Linked DNA regions of Homo sapiens: all the other regions are linked to region 1. Evidence: chromatin contacts called from ENCODE Hi-C or POLR2A ChIA-PET data. All regions are on one chromosome and are shown on one strand. Each heading gives the region's core, a stretch centred on a gene start or an enhancer-like site at or near the end of the contact. The rest is flanking DNA. Distances are from core to core; before and after follow the strand shown. Region 1 overlaps RASSF3 (Ras association domain family member 3). Region 2 overlaps LOC101927608 (a long non-coding RNA gene). Region 3 holds the start of MARCHF9 (membrane associated ring-CH-type finger 9).

Region 1 (4,292 bases), core at 388-2,887:
CATTGCACTCCAGCCTGGGCGACAGAGCGAGACTCTGTCTCAAAAACAAAAACAAAAAAAAACAAAGATCAGCTGGAAAGTATATCCCAGAAAAGCAGGTAAAACCCCAAGGGCCCTGATGCTGTACTTTTTAAGCCAAAAATGTAGCAATCATACACCAAGGCCTCATCATTCAGCAAATATTTGCTGAGCTTCTGCCATGTGCCAGGTACCTGCCTAAGTGTGGGGCAGTCAGGCTCAGCAGCAGACACCACGCCCGTCCTCACGGGGCGTGGTGTCTGCACAAGTGGAGTGGGGAAGGTCAAAGGACAAGCTGCTTCCAAAATGGCCCCCAAGCACTGTTTCTCTGGGTCTCATAGCAAAGAAGATATAAGCTCAGGCCTTGGAACAGAGGACAGTGGTTTCATTTAGCATCAGAGAAAGACCCTTAACTCTAAAAACTTTCCAATTGTTTACCCCTTTAAAAAAGACCCTCCCGTCCCCTCACAGAGTAGAATCCTGCCCCTTCCTCCACATACAATGATTATGAATCAGAACCACAATTTCTAGGAACGCAGCTGTATGCCCAGGAAAAAGGAAGAGAAGAAAACGAAACCCAGGAGGGGCATAGTAGCTCCAACAGGTAAAGGGGTGAGAGCAAGAAAGAAGGGTTAAAAGAAAATGGTGCAGCGGACGTGGAATAGATACAATACCAAGTGTCAACCCTGGTCTTTCATTGTGATGGCAGGAGAGGAAATGGCATGGGGCGCAGCCGTCTGTGGATAATGTGTCAGTTATTGTTCTTGGCAGCCAGTGAGGGCATCATGCCACGCCTGAGAGCGTCTGCTTGGTGAGTTACAAGTCATCTTTTCATAAGTCAGTTTTGTTTTGTATTCCCCAAACCCTCCAGCAGTTTCTCAGAGGAAGAGTTCTTCCACAAAAAAATATTTCATAAATCCTAGACTCTTCCCTCATTGTTTCCAGCCAGCAAGCCCTGGAGAGCTGCTCTCAGGCTCACTTCAGTTCCTGGGTGGGGTTACGTCACTGTTTTTCAGTAGCGAACTTTCTCAGATGGGACACACCCAACCTCACAGGCACCCAGGAGTTCTCGGGTAGCATGACCCAGGCTCTACTCAAGAAGTGCGGCCCAATCCCACAGGCTCACAACTCAGACTTTCTAAGAATATGTCCCAACAAATCTCAGTAAAGGGTCTGAGAATTGTTTATACTCTTTTGGTTAATTTTTCTATAACTGTGAAATTATATCAAAATTAAAAACATAAAAACATAACAAAATGCCCAAATAAACATAGTGCAATTAAGAGTGACTGTTCAGGCTGGGAGCGGTGGCTCACGCCCGTAATCCCAACACTTTGGGAGGCCAAGGTGGGTGGATCACGAGGTCAGGAGTTCGAGACCAACCTGGCCAACATGGTGAAACCCCATCTCTACAAAAAATACAAAAATTAGCTGGGTGTGGTGGCACACCTGTAATCCTAGCTACTCAGCAGGCTGAGGCAGGAGAATCACTTGAACCTGGGAGGCAGAGGTTGCAGTGAGCTGAGATCGTGCCATTGCACTCCAGTCTGGACAACACAGCAACTCTGTCCCCACCCCCGCTTCAAAAAACGAGTGACTGTTCAAAAGAGAGAAGGTGAATGTGGCCCTATCATTTCCTCTACTTTAGCTTAGTGACGGCCTGTGGACTATGATTTAGACATACTTAGGTCTAAAATCACACAGCTCTGCCACATTCTAGCTGCGTGACCAGAGGCAAGTTACTTAACCTCTCTGGGCCTCAGTTTTCTCATTACTGTAAAATGTGCAAAAGAATATCTACACAACTGTTATGAAGATATAATATAAGCCATTATTCAACAACTATTTATTGAGTGCCTATTGGTGCCAAGCACTTAAAGCTGTGAGAGACAGTTGTGGACCCCACCTTTCTGCCTTTGCTTGGCTGACAGCCTAGTTTACCTTACTCCCCACCCCAGCCCCACAAGAGGTTTTTGGGTTTTTGTTTGGTTTTTTTTTTTTTTTTTGGTATTACGGATCTCTTTAAAAAATAAAGACCTTTTACCAAAAACAAACAAACAAACAAAAAAGAGCAAATATTAATAGCACAGATGCTCTGATTGAGTGGGGGACAATATATGCACAGTGCCTGATGCCAGTGGCATGACACTCAGTAAGTGGTACCATCACACTGCCACTAGGAGGTCCCAGAGCTCTCACAGGTGCTCTGACACCTGGTCAGGTGTGGGGTCCAGCCTGTGTCAGCAGAGAAGGGTGAACTTCCCAGGCCAACAGGTGCTTTCTCCAAGTGAGGCTAGATTCTGAAATCATGAATTCCTACTTTTCATCTCATCGTCTCTTTTGGCAATAGGCAGTCACCTGCTGATGACCAACAGACTGCAATACCCAGTGCAATAACAGACAGAACAGGTTCTAGCCTAGGAATTGCATAGAGCAAAACATCAAGCACCTTTCACATGTAAAACATCACATTTATTGGAGCAGTGGGCCCATCCCATGTTGCAAATGGAATTCAAGCCTAGCTCAAACTGAACTGAGTCTAGGTCTTGACTCCTCTAGATGTCTTCTAATAAGGACATCAAATAAAGTACCATGGACCAGACCTTAAGAGAAAAACATTCTCTGGGAGAGACATTTCCACTGAATTCATGGAGGGACTTATAAGCAAACCAAAGCAGGTTTGCAATGAAGCATGGTATGAAGTAAGTGATTTCCATGAGCTACAGAGCAAGCAGTGTGGGGGTTTCAAAGGAAATTTCAAAAGAAAATTTCAGCATGTGAAGTTAGATGCTCCTAAACTAGATTTTAAAGTATGACTAATAGGGAAAAATACTGTTCTCAGAAGTCTTTTAGGTATACAAAGTGGAGACCGCCCTGTGATGAATACAAAGAGAACTGTCACACAGAGCTAAACCTACAAAGCCCTAGGAGGGTCTTCCAGGTGGGGAGCATGTCCTGCTCAACCCTAGTGAAATGTATGAGAAGAGCCACCTGGGACAGTTTTGTATTTACGTTTGATGTCTGTCCAATGTTCTTCACTTTCAGTACCAAAACTTCTAAGATATTAAAGTAAGCAGAGTCACCAAGCATGGTGTCTCACGCCTATAATCCCAGCACTTTGGGAAGCTGAGGCGGAAGGGTCACCTGAGCCCAGGAGTTCAAGGCCAGCCTGGGCAACACAGCACACCCTGTCTCTAAAAAAACAAACAAAAAAATAGAAATAGCTGGGTATGATGGTATGCACCTACAAAAAATTGTTTTAAAATAATAAAGTAGGCAGAGGTATTGAGGGAGCCCAGAACGTTTTCTCAAATAATGATCAGCATTGTTGATATACATCAGGGCTATCCAGCAGTATTTTCTGCAGTGGAGGAAATGTCCTGTGACCGTGCTGTCCATCAGAGCAGCCAGGAGCAACATGTGGCTTCTGAGCCCTGGAAATGAGAACTGAATTTTAAGCTCCATCTAATTACTGTAGTAAACATTGCAAATACAGACTATAATAGACAGAGGTGTAAATGAAGAATGAGGAAGGAAAAACCCCACATAAAACGATGTGAAACAGGATGTTCTAGAGCAATACTCCAGGCCAGGCACAGTGGCTCATTCCTGTAATCCCAGCACTTTAGGAGGCCAAGGCAGGTGGATCCTTCGAGCCCAGGAGTTCAATACCAGCCTGGGCAACACAGGGAGACCTCGTCTCTACTAAAAATAGAAAATTAGCTGGGCATCGTGGTGTGCGCTTGTAGTCACAGCTACTTGGGAGGCTGAGGCAGGAGGATCACTTGAGCCCAGGAGATGGAGGTTACAGTGAGCCAAGATCGTGCCACTGCACTCCAGCCTGGGCAACACAGCAAGACACTGTCTAAAAAAAAAAAAAAAGTGGCCAGGTGCAATGGCTCACGCCTGTAATCCCAGCATTTTGGGAGCCCAAGGTGGATAGATCACCTGCAGTCAGGAGTTTGAGACCAGCGTGGCCAACATGGTGAAACCCCATCTCTATTGAAAATACAAAATTAGCCAGGTGTGGTGACGTGAGCCTGTAATCCTAGCTACTTGTGAGTCTGAGGCAGGAGAATCACTTGAACCCAGGAGGCAGAGGTTGCAGTGAGCCAAAATTGTGCCACTGCACTCAAGCCTGGGCGACAGAGCAAGATTCCATCAAAAAAAAAAAAAAAAAAAAAAAAGCTGGGCACAGTGGCTCACACCTGTAATCTCAGCACTTTGGGAGGCCAAGGCAGGTGGATCACCTGAGGTCAAGAGTTCAAGACCAG
Region 2 (4,328 bases), core at 493-2,992, 6.8 Mb after region 1:
AATACTTCCAATCTCATTGAAGATTCTCATAATCTATGAACCAGTCAGTAATTCCACTCCTAAGCAAATGTCCTAGAGAAACCCCCACACATACACAATCAAGAGATGATGTGTACAAGAATGTTCATAGAAGCACTGTTTGTAACAGGAAAAAAACACTGTACAACTTTAATGTCCATTAACCAGAAAATGGATACATAATTATAGTATATTCATACAATTTGAAGTTATACAGTGAAAATAAATTTCCTTTAAAAAGGTATCAACATGGAAGAATCTCAGAAATATAATACTGAGGAAAAGACGATGCAAGTTTCAGCCAGGCACAGTGGCGCATGCCTGTAATCCCAGCTACCCGGGAGGCTGAGGCAGGAGGATTGCTTGAGGCCCGAAGTTCAAGACCAGCCTGCGCAACATAATGAGACTCAGTTGCCACAAAAAATGTGTTTTCGCCAGGCACAGTGGCTCACGCCTGTAATCCCAGCACTTTGGGAGGCCAAGGTGGGTGGATCACGAGGTCAGGAGTTCAAGACCAGCTTGGCCAAGATGATGAAACCCTGTCTCTACTAAAAACCACCAAAAAATTAAAATTAGCCAGGCACGGTGGCAGGCACCTGTAATCCCAGCTACTCAGGAGGCTGAGGCAGGAGAATCACTTGAACCTGGGCAGCAAAGGTTGTAGTGAGCCGAGATCACGCCACTACACTCCAGCCTGGGCAACACAGTGAGACTCTGTATCCAAAAAAAAAAAAAAATTGTTTTCATTAGCCAGGCATGGTGGCACAAGCCTGTAGTCCTACCTACTCGGGAGGCTGAGGTAGCAGTTCGAGCCCAGGAGTTAGAGGTTATGGTGAGCCATGATCACACCACTACCCAGCATGGGCAACAGAACAACACCCTGAATCACAATAATAAAAGATGCAAGTTTCAGAAGAATACATGCAGTAAAATATAATTTACGTAAAATGTTAAAACATTAAAAGCACTGTATAGGAATGATAAACACCAAATTCTGGATCCTGGTGTCCTCTAGGTAGAAGGGAAGGGATGGCAAGATCAAGGTTGTATAAAGCAGCATTCTGCTTGTGTTAACAGTGTTATTTTTTTAAGCTGCTTTTATTTTTTATGTCTATTCATCTGCCTTAAATAGTGTATATTTTAAAACTTAATGTATATATACTTTCATCTAATTCCATTGCCAGGAGTTTATCTTATGTAAGCATTAGCGTATGCGATAACTATCTGCAGAGCATTTTACCAATACTTGCCTTACTCAAATCATCATTCTAAAAACCACAAACTGTCTTTTCACCTAACAAGTTGTTTTTTTTAAGAAACTCATTCAAAAAGGAAATTAGGACCCAAAGCATATTAGCAGGGTGGGTTAGCATGCCCCAACCAGGGTGGTTCCCCGGCCGCTGTGACATCAGGTGCTGCTGTTCATCCTGCCTGCCTAGAGACAGTGCACCTGGCCTTCTGCCTTGCCCTGAGCTGGTGCCGCTCAGCTGGTTCACACTCATGCGGCTGAAAGCTGGGCAGAGTCGGGCTGTTGGCATCATCGCCAGGGTCAACACTTGGCTCACACAGAGGGCACACCTAGGGGTCTGTGAAGCCTTCTTGGGCTGGGGCCTGGCTTTCACAGTCAGGAAGTTTGTGGCTGAAAAGGAAAAGAATGAAGCTTAGTGTAGAGGGAGAGGCTCTGGGTGCTGGGTTACCCCACAAGGAAAGCCCCACTTCTCAGCCTGGCCTGGGGCTGGGAGTGGGAGCACAGCCAAGCAGTCGTGACTCAGAACCTCCCCACTGCACTGAAACCAGAACTGGGTTGCCTATATCTATTTTATTTGACTACCGAGTAAAATTATTTCCAAAAATAAAGGGCTACAAATAGAAGTTTAGAAAGCTCTGAGCTAGAGAGTACTGATTAGACATGTGGTTCTCAACAGAATAATAAAACTTTTTACAACCATTCTTCCATTTCTTCAGCTGTAGGGGGGAAAAAGGCCTGATAATACCTGCCTTCCCAAACCCTGCAGGGCTGCTGGAAGGATCCAGTGAGGTAATAGCCAGCTTCAGCTAAGAGGCCCTTAGGAAAAAAATTTATTATTTCCTTCCTTCATAATGGAGGGTATTTCCAGTTCAAATAATTGGTCATGCAAACAAGACCGTGTGTTTCTTCTAGAAAAAGAAGAAGGAGATGAAGAGGAGGAGGGGTAAGAAGAAAAACAACAACAATTTAAAAGGAGAGAAACTGTGTTCAGGTGGCTGCCATGAAAGGACATAGAGGGTGTGGCAGGAAGGGAAGTGTGGAAAGGAAGAACAGCTGGTGCTTGCCCTGCACCAGACACTGTGCAGTGTGTGAGATGCTTCAGACATTTCACATCGTCCTCACAGAAAGTAATGCAAGTGCTGTTAGTGCCATTTTATAGATGAGAAAACTGAGGTGCAGACAGAATAAACAACTTGGCCAAGGTCAGGCAGAGACACTTCGTGCCCAGGTTGGTCTGTCCTTGGGGTGTGAATATTCCTTCCACAGCCTTGCCAGCGGCTCCTACTCCTAAACGTGGGTGTCCCCTGGCCCTACTTCTCTTTCTCCCTTTCTGTGATCTCCCTGTAAGATCTGCAAGATCTCTTTCATCCCTTGAGTTATTTCCTCTGACTTCCAGCCCACTGGACATTTCCCAGTTAAGAGCCCATTGTCTTCACAAACGCCATCTCCAAAAGGAGCTCCTCCCCTGGCCACTGGCGCACCCCCCCCTCCACCTAAGGGCTGCAGGGCTGCCATCTTCTCCCTGCCATCCATGCTCAAAATCAACATCACCTCTGGTGATTTCTCCCCTTTGCTGTATACACAATCAATTATCTCCATTCTTTCTTCAAAATCTCTTATTTCTCGCTGTTCATTTTCACCTTTTCTCTTAACACCCCAGCACTGTGACCTTACGTCAGCCTGGTTCCTTGCAGAAGCCTCCAACGGGTCTCCATCAATGCTTCGAGTTTATTCTGCGCACTGCTGCCAGACTTCTGGTCCTTAAAAACACCCCCTTCATCATACCATTCACCTGCCCTCCCACCTCTGCAGGCTCGCCCACTGCCTTCACCAGATCAAGTCCACACTCAGCCCTGCACTCAAGGCCACCTGCACCTGGCCCCCCTACGGCTTCCCACCCTCATCCCCCACTCCTCCTCTCTCCAGTTCCTCAGTTTAGCAAAGGGATTACTCCAACATCATGCTCCTTTCTCCCCTCCTGACACATGCCGTCCATCCTCCCCCAGCTGCCTGTCCCCCTCCTGCCTTGCCTCTGGCCCACCTCTCAGTCAGGGCCTCCAGAGCCCTCTTCCCAAGGCCTGAAGGACTCATTATCTGTGCTGTTGATCAAGCAAGTAATTATGCACAGCCTTGTAACGCTCTTCTGTTTAGCCTGGAACAGGCATTGAAACTGACTAGTGCTATTTAATCTCTATATCTCGTGTCTGCCTCTATGTCTATATCTACATATCTCATCACCTAAATCCTATAAACCACTTGAAGGTGACGACTGTCTAAAAGGTCTTGGTTTCTCCCTACAGTGCCTAATAGGTAGATGATAGGTGCTGGATATATGTGTTGAGCTCGTTTTTCTTCTCACATAACTTAGCCTCAAACAAATAACCAGGGCTGGTCAGAACAGTAAGCATCACCCTTAGAAGTCTGCTCTTGGCCACCGCAAATCTGCCACCGGCCAGTTTCATTGTAACCCCTCAGCTCAGGGTCCCCCACGGGGATCGCTGGTCTCCAGAGTGATCGCTGACCGAGGCGAGGCGCTGGAGGCCGCCCCAGCTCGGCTCTGCCTGCTGATTTGGCGACCGGATTTCCATGCCCCTCCCTGGTCCCGAGCTAAAAGGAAACATCCCGGGGATGGGGGATGGGGTGGGGGGTTCCTGAACCCTGAACCCTGACCCCTGCTTGGTGAAACCACCCCACCCCAGCTCAGGGGTCGTCAAAAGCACCCTGGGGAACCTCTGCCCTTGGGAGAGAAAGAAGACACTGCACCTTTAAGTCTGCAGCTGGTTGAGAAAAACAAGCTGTGATTTATATAAGCGGGAAAATCATGTGATTTGCAGGAACGCTCCCTCCTCCCCCGACCCCCCGCGTCGCCTCCAAGCCCTTCCCAGAGGGGCCCGGGCGGCGGGCTGGGCCCGGCTGCCCATGAGGGGCGCGGGTGGGGGGCGCGCCGAGCCTCGGTTCACAAAGCCTCTTCCCCGGGCGTGCATTCCCGCAGCTCTTCCTTGCGGACCTCAGACGCGGGGACAGGCGGCGGCGGGCTCTGGGGCGCGGCAGTTTGGTCCCC
Region 3 (4,366 bases), core at 1,511-4,010, 6.9 Mb after region 1:
CTTGACTCCATCACTTACTGGCTAAGTAACCTTGGGTAAGTTTTCAAATCTTTGTGCATCAGTGTCCTCGTTTGTAAAAGGGGATAATAATAGTATCTAATAAGATTATTGTGAAGATTAAGAGTTAATACACACCAAAACTTGACACAGAAAACACTACATATTTGCTATCATCATCAACATCATTTTTTCTTTTCTTTTTTTTTTTTTTCCTTCGAGACGGAGTCTTGCTCTGTTGCCCAGGCTGGAGTGCAGTGGCTGTGATCTCGGCTCACTGCAACCTCTGCCTCCCGGGTTCAAGGATTCTCCCGCCTCAGCTTCGCGAGTAGCTTACAGGCACGAGCCACCACGCCTGGCTAATTTTTGTATTCTTAGTAGAGACGGGGTTTCACCATGTTGGCCAGGCTGGTCTCAAACTCTTGACCTCGTGATCCGCCCGCCTCGGCCTCCCAAAGTGCTGGGATTACAGGCGTGAGCCACCGCGCCCAGCATTTTTTTTTTCTTTTCTTTCTTTTTTCTTTTTTTTTGTGGCGGGTGGGGAGTGGTGATTGTCCCAGTGCCTAGAACAGTGCCTGGAATATAAGTGGCACCCAATAAATATCTCTGTGAATAAATTAAGGGCTTAGGAAGGATATACAGACACACGGGAGACTGTGGTAACTGGCGGGGAAGGGTGGCTTTGGGAAAAGAGTAAATGAAATAGGCTTCCTGGAGGGTCCCTGAGTCCAATAGCTAAAAGGTCCTCGCCCAATCTCCGAGTCCTCTCCTTGCACCTCACCTGCAGTGGGTTCTTGGTGCTGATCGCCAGGACCTGGTACTTGAAGTAGCAGAGCTCACAGCTCCAGGAGCCCCTCTCGCTGATCCAGCGGATGAGGCAGGGCTGATGCGTGCAGCGCACTGAGCCGTCGCAGCGGCAGGGGCTTAAGAGCTCCCCCTGGAGGAAGAGTGAGGAGGGGCCCTGTCAGCCATCACCACCCCGACCCCACTCAGCCGCGCTCCCCGACAGGGAAACCTCCTCTTCAGGTCACTTTCCCACCTTAAATAACTCAGGCCTTTCACCCAAGACAGGGCAAGAGGCTAAGTAAGGCTGCAACAGAAAAGAAGCTTCCCTTGGAGATCAAGGGAAACTTCCCATACCAAAGAGATGAAAGATGGAAAGGGATGGGGGGATTAGAGGGGAGAAGGGCTGGGTCTTCTCTTTTCCTAGAATTTGGGATGGGTAGTCTTTAAGACTTCTCAAAAGAAAGGCTTCCTCTTAGGATCTGGAGGGAGGGGAGTGTTAGAGCTTCTGAGCCATGCTTTCCTTCCCCCACCCCATCATTGTAAAGTTACTTCACAGATCTGGCGCAAACTGGGATGGGTTATGGTCCTCGGTTTCCACGTACTAAAAAGGGGAGAAATCGCGGAGGTGGGAGTGAAGGGTGTTTCCCTTTAATCATGGAATCAATTCTCACTACACAGAGACACCCCCTGGCACTATTCTGGGACAACTTTGCCCATAAAATTTTAACAAAGAATACTCTTTAGAATGAGATAGAAAGTTGCAGAATGGGAAGTGAAAAAAAGTGCCCCACGGGGAGAAATACTGAGCTAAGCAAGGGCGCTGGCTGGGCCCCTCCCTTCAAGGGGGGCACAGAAGCACTCTCCTTTCTGCCCACCTGCAAGAGAACAGGTCCCCTTAGCTTACGGAGACCCTGGGGCGAGGGAAATAGGAGAGAACAGCAGTCCCTGTTAATGGGTGAGAGGGATTTTGCGCTCTCCGGGGAGAAAGCCCCACCCCTTCCTGGGGACCCTTGACCCTCCGACACAAACAAGCGCTCCAGGAGTCCCCTGCCAGCCCCTCGGCCTCACCCCATTCCCACTCCGTGTCCTGGGGCCCGCCCAGCCTCCTTAGGCGCCGCGCCTGCTCGCGGTCTCCGCTGACACCCCAGGTGCGCGCCTCCACCCTCCGCGCCCGGCCAGGTGCCCAGGCCTGACCTGCTCCGGGCCCTGGAAGCAGATCCGGCACTGAGGGGTTCGGAGTCCGCTGTCCAGGCTACTGCTGAGCGACAGGGCGTCCAGCGCGCCCGGGGGCGGCAGCGGCGGCGCGGGCGGCGGCAGGGGTCCGGCCCGCGGCTCCTTGTCGCCGGCCAGGCCCCGGGCCCGCGGCTCCGACCCGTAGTACTCCTCCTCGTCGCCGTCGCCGTCCCGGGTGGAGCAGCCAGCGAAGGGCGCCCAGCCGCAGCCGCCTCCCCGGCCCCCCCGGGGTTGCGGCTCGGCCCGGGGCCGCCCCCCGCCTGTCAGCACCAGCAGCTTCAGCTCGTTCAGAAACATGCGGAGCCGAGACTTGAGCATCGTCCGGACACCGGGGGCGGGGGGCAGCGTGCAAGGGGGGCTCGCTAGCGGCGGGGGGAGGGGAGAGGACAAGGCCGGGAAGGGGGCGCGCGCTAGAGAGCCGAGCCGGGCCGGGGTCTTCGGGGCCTGCGACAGCCGTTCACTGCTGCCACCGCCGGGGCTCCGGTGCTTGCGGGGCCGAGCGGGCTGGCGGCCCGGGGGCGGCGGGGTGGGCGGCCATGGCCAGGGCAGGGGGCGGGGAGGGGGGCTCAGGGTGCCGCACCCCGCGGGTCTGGGTCTGGAGCGGGCCGGGCCCCCGGGGTTACGCGCCCGGGTCCTCCTGCGGCGGGGCCGCCCCCCATCGCCGTTCTCTCGGTCCCAGTCCCCCTCCGGCTCCGGGATCAGGCTTGGCTCGGCCCGTGCGCTCGGCGGTGGCAAATGGCGGCTCCTTCCGGCGGCGGCGGCGGCGGAGACCCCCCCGGAGTGGCGGGCGGGCGGGGCGGGCGCCGGGGAGCGGGTGAAGGATGGAGGGAGGGGCGGGGCGGGGAGGGGGAGAGGAGAAGGGGCCGCGGCTGCGCATCCCCGCCCTGCCCCGCACGAGCAGGTGTCCCAGGGGCGGGGGCAAGTGTGGGATCCCGAGGAGGGTGGAGGAAGGGGAGTGGCCAAGGAAGGGGAGTGTGCACACAAGTTGACTAGGTGTGTGTCTGGGAGTGGGGGATGAGCGGGTGAGCATGGAAGGTGAGTGGTTAAATGACGCAGGTGTACCAGGGAGGGTGAGGCTTGTGCAAAATGGGAATGTGCAAAGAAAGAGCTGTGCAAGTGTCGGAGGTGTGAGGGAGGTACATGGGCAGGGGTGGGACTCAAGCAATATACACTTTACCCAAAGGGCTGAAAAGTGTGATCGATGGGGACTGGGAAAGAGAGGTGTGTAAGGAATGGAATCGGATTGTCTGAGAAACAGAAGCCTGTGATTGTAATGTGTGAAGGAGGTGAGGGAGGGAGCAGGGGAGGTAGGCGTGCTAAAGGGATGGGAGTGTCTTTCCTGGTACTCTCCTGCCCTCACCTCCACTACACTGAAGTGAACAATACACACACTTACCCCTTTCCTTTTATGGAGACTTCCCTCTGAGGCCAAGTTCTACCCCCATCACATTTTTTTCTTTCTTACACTTACATTCTCCCTCTCCTCCCCTTTGCAAAGCTGAGGGAAAAGGGATTCCAGGGGAGCTCATTGGGTCAAACATACTGGGAAAAAATTTAATTAGTGAAAGAGTAATTAACAGAAGAAGGGAGGGGACAGAGCCTGGGACAGACTGCCAAATTAAGGTTCCTCAATAGAAAGTGATGGAGAGACAGTAATGTTCCCATGAAGTATTCAAATGTTTTGGATGGACTAATGAATGAATCAGAAAAAGGGGCTGGGACCCAAGCAGACAGAGAGGACGTCTTCTGTTGCAAAGACAGTAAGCTGTGAAGGTCTTATGTGGAAGGTGAGGCTGAAGTGGGGAATGCTGGTGTGGGAAGGGAGTTTGAAAAACTCACAGACAATTATCTTAGCCTTCCAGAAGGCTTACAAAGCACCCACCCCTAGCAAGGTAGCCAATAAAACATTCACCTCTTGAGCCCCTTAGTCAGTTCAGTCCTTGAGGTTTTTCTTACTAGTGTTCCAGCTGCCCTTGCCAGGAGGGGCCCAGGGCTACAAGTATCAGGATGGAAAGAGGAGGCATCTGTATTAATATGTATTCTATTTTGCTCTAAGTCATGGTTTATATTCATCTTCTAGTTTGAACTCTTATATTCTCAGCCAGATGGTTAAGGAAAACAGAAGTTAGAGTGGAAGGAGTGGCAAATAGGGTAATAAAATGGCTTTAGATTTTAGACAAATTCTCACAAATGAGACACTAACCGCTTTCCTCCTTTACTCCCATACCCCCAAAGGGCTGGGAGATAAAGACCTTGGAGCCAATAAAACAAAGTAGGAGAAATCTACTTGTGTCTACCTAGGTGTCTGGGCAGAGGCCATTTGGGAACAAGTGTGTTCTGGACAGTGCTA

Evidence for each region. A loop is a pair of places that touch in the nucleus more often than their neighbours do. ChIA-PET counts read pairs that join two places held with the same protein, here RNA polymerase II (POLR2A). Pooled maps may share reads with other maps.
Region 2: a pooled map shows a loop between it and region 1 (3-fold over the local background). The contact joins two enhancer-like sites. A Hi-C loop is called at or near these places in 1 of 50 pooled maps.
Region 3: a pooled map shows a loop between it and region 1 (2.9-fold over the local background). The contact joins the promoter of MARCHF9 here to the enhancer-like site in region 1. A Hi-C loop is called at or near these places in 3 of 50 pooled maps. POLR2A ChIA-PET finds 5 or more read pairs at or near these places in 2 of 52 experiments (activated T-cell and activated naive CD4-positive, alpha-beta T cell).

The regions. Positions count from the first base shown.
Region 1 is chr12:64,676,381-64,680,672 of GRCh38, reverse strand. The region is part of intron 1 of RASSF3 (Ras association domain family member 3); the gene reads right to left. Among named protein-coding and RNA genes, the nearest start is that of MIR548Z, 56 kb to the right of the region's middle. Within about 2 kb of position 1,637, at least 34 of the 41 ENCODE cell types and tissues checked have a DNase peak (open chromatin) inside an H3K27ac peak, as active enhancers do.
Region 2 is chr12:57,896,550-57,900,877 of GRCh38, reverse strand. LOC101927608 (a long non-coding RNA gene) reads right to left here. Exons shown (of 2, transcript NR_187681.1): 2 at 4,046-4,328. Among named protein-coding and RNA genes, the nearest start is that of GIHCG, 37 kb to the left of the region's middle. RefSeq lists enhancers at 1,337-1,416, 1,577-1,796, 2,397-2,446. Within about 2 kb of position 1,742, at least 28 of the 41 ENCODE cell types and tissues checked have a DNase peak (open chromatin) inside an H3K27ac peak, as active enhancers do.
Region 3 is chr12:57,753,497-57,757,862 of GRCh38, reverse strand. MARCHF9 (membrane associated ring-CH-type finger 9) reads right to left here and starts at 2,760. Exons shown (of 4, transcript NM_138396.6): 1 at 1,978-2,760; 2 at 779-934. The coding sequence starts at 2,334. RefSeq lists an enhancer at 668-757 and silencers at 2,108-2,157, 2,218-2,317, 2,758-2,997.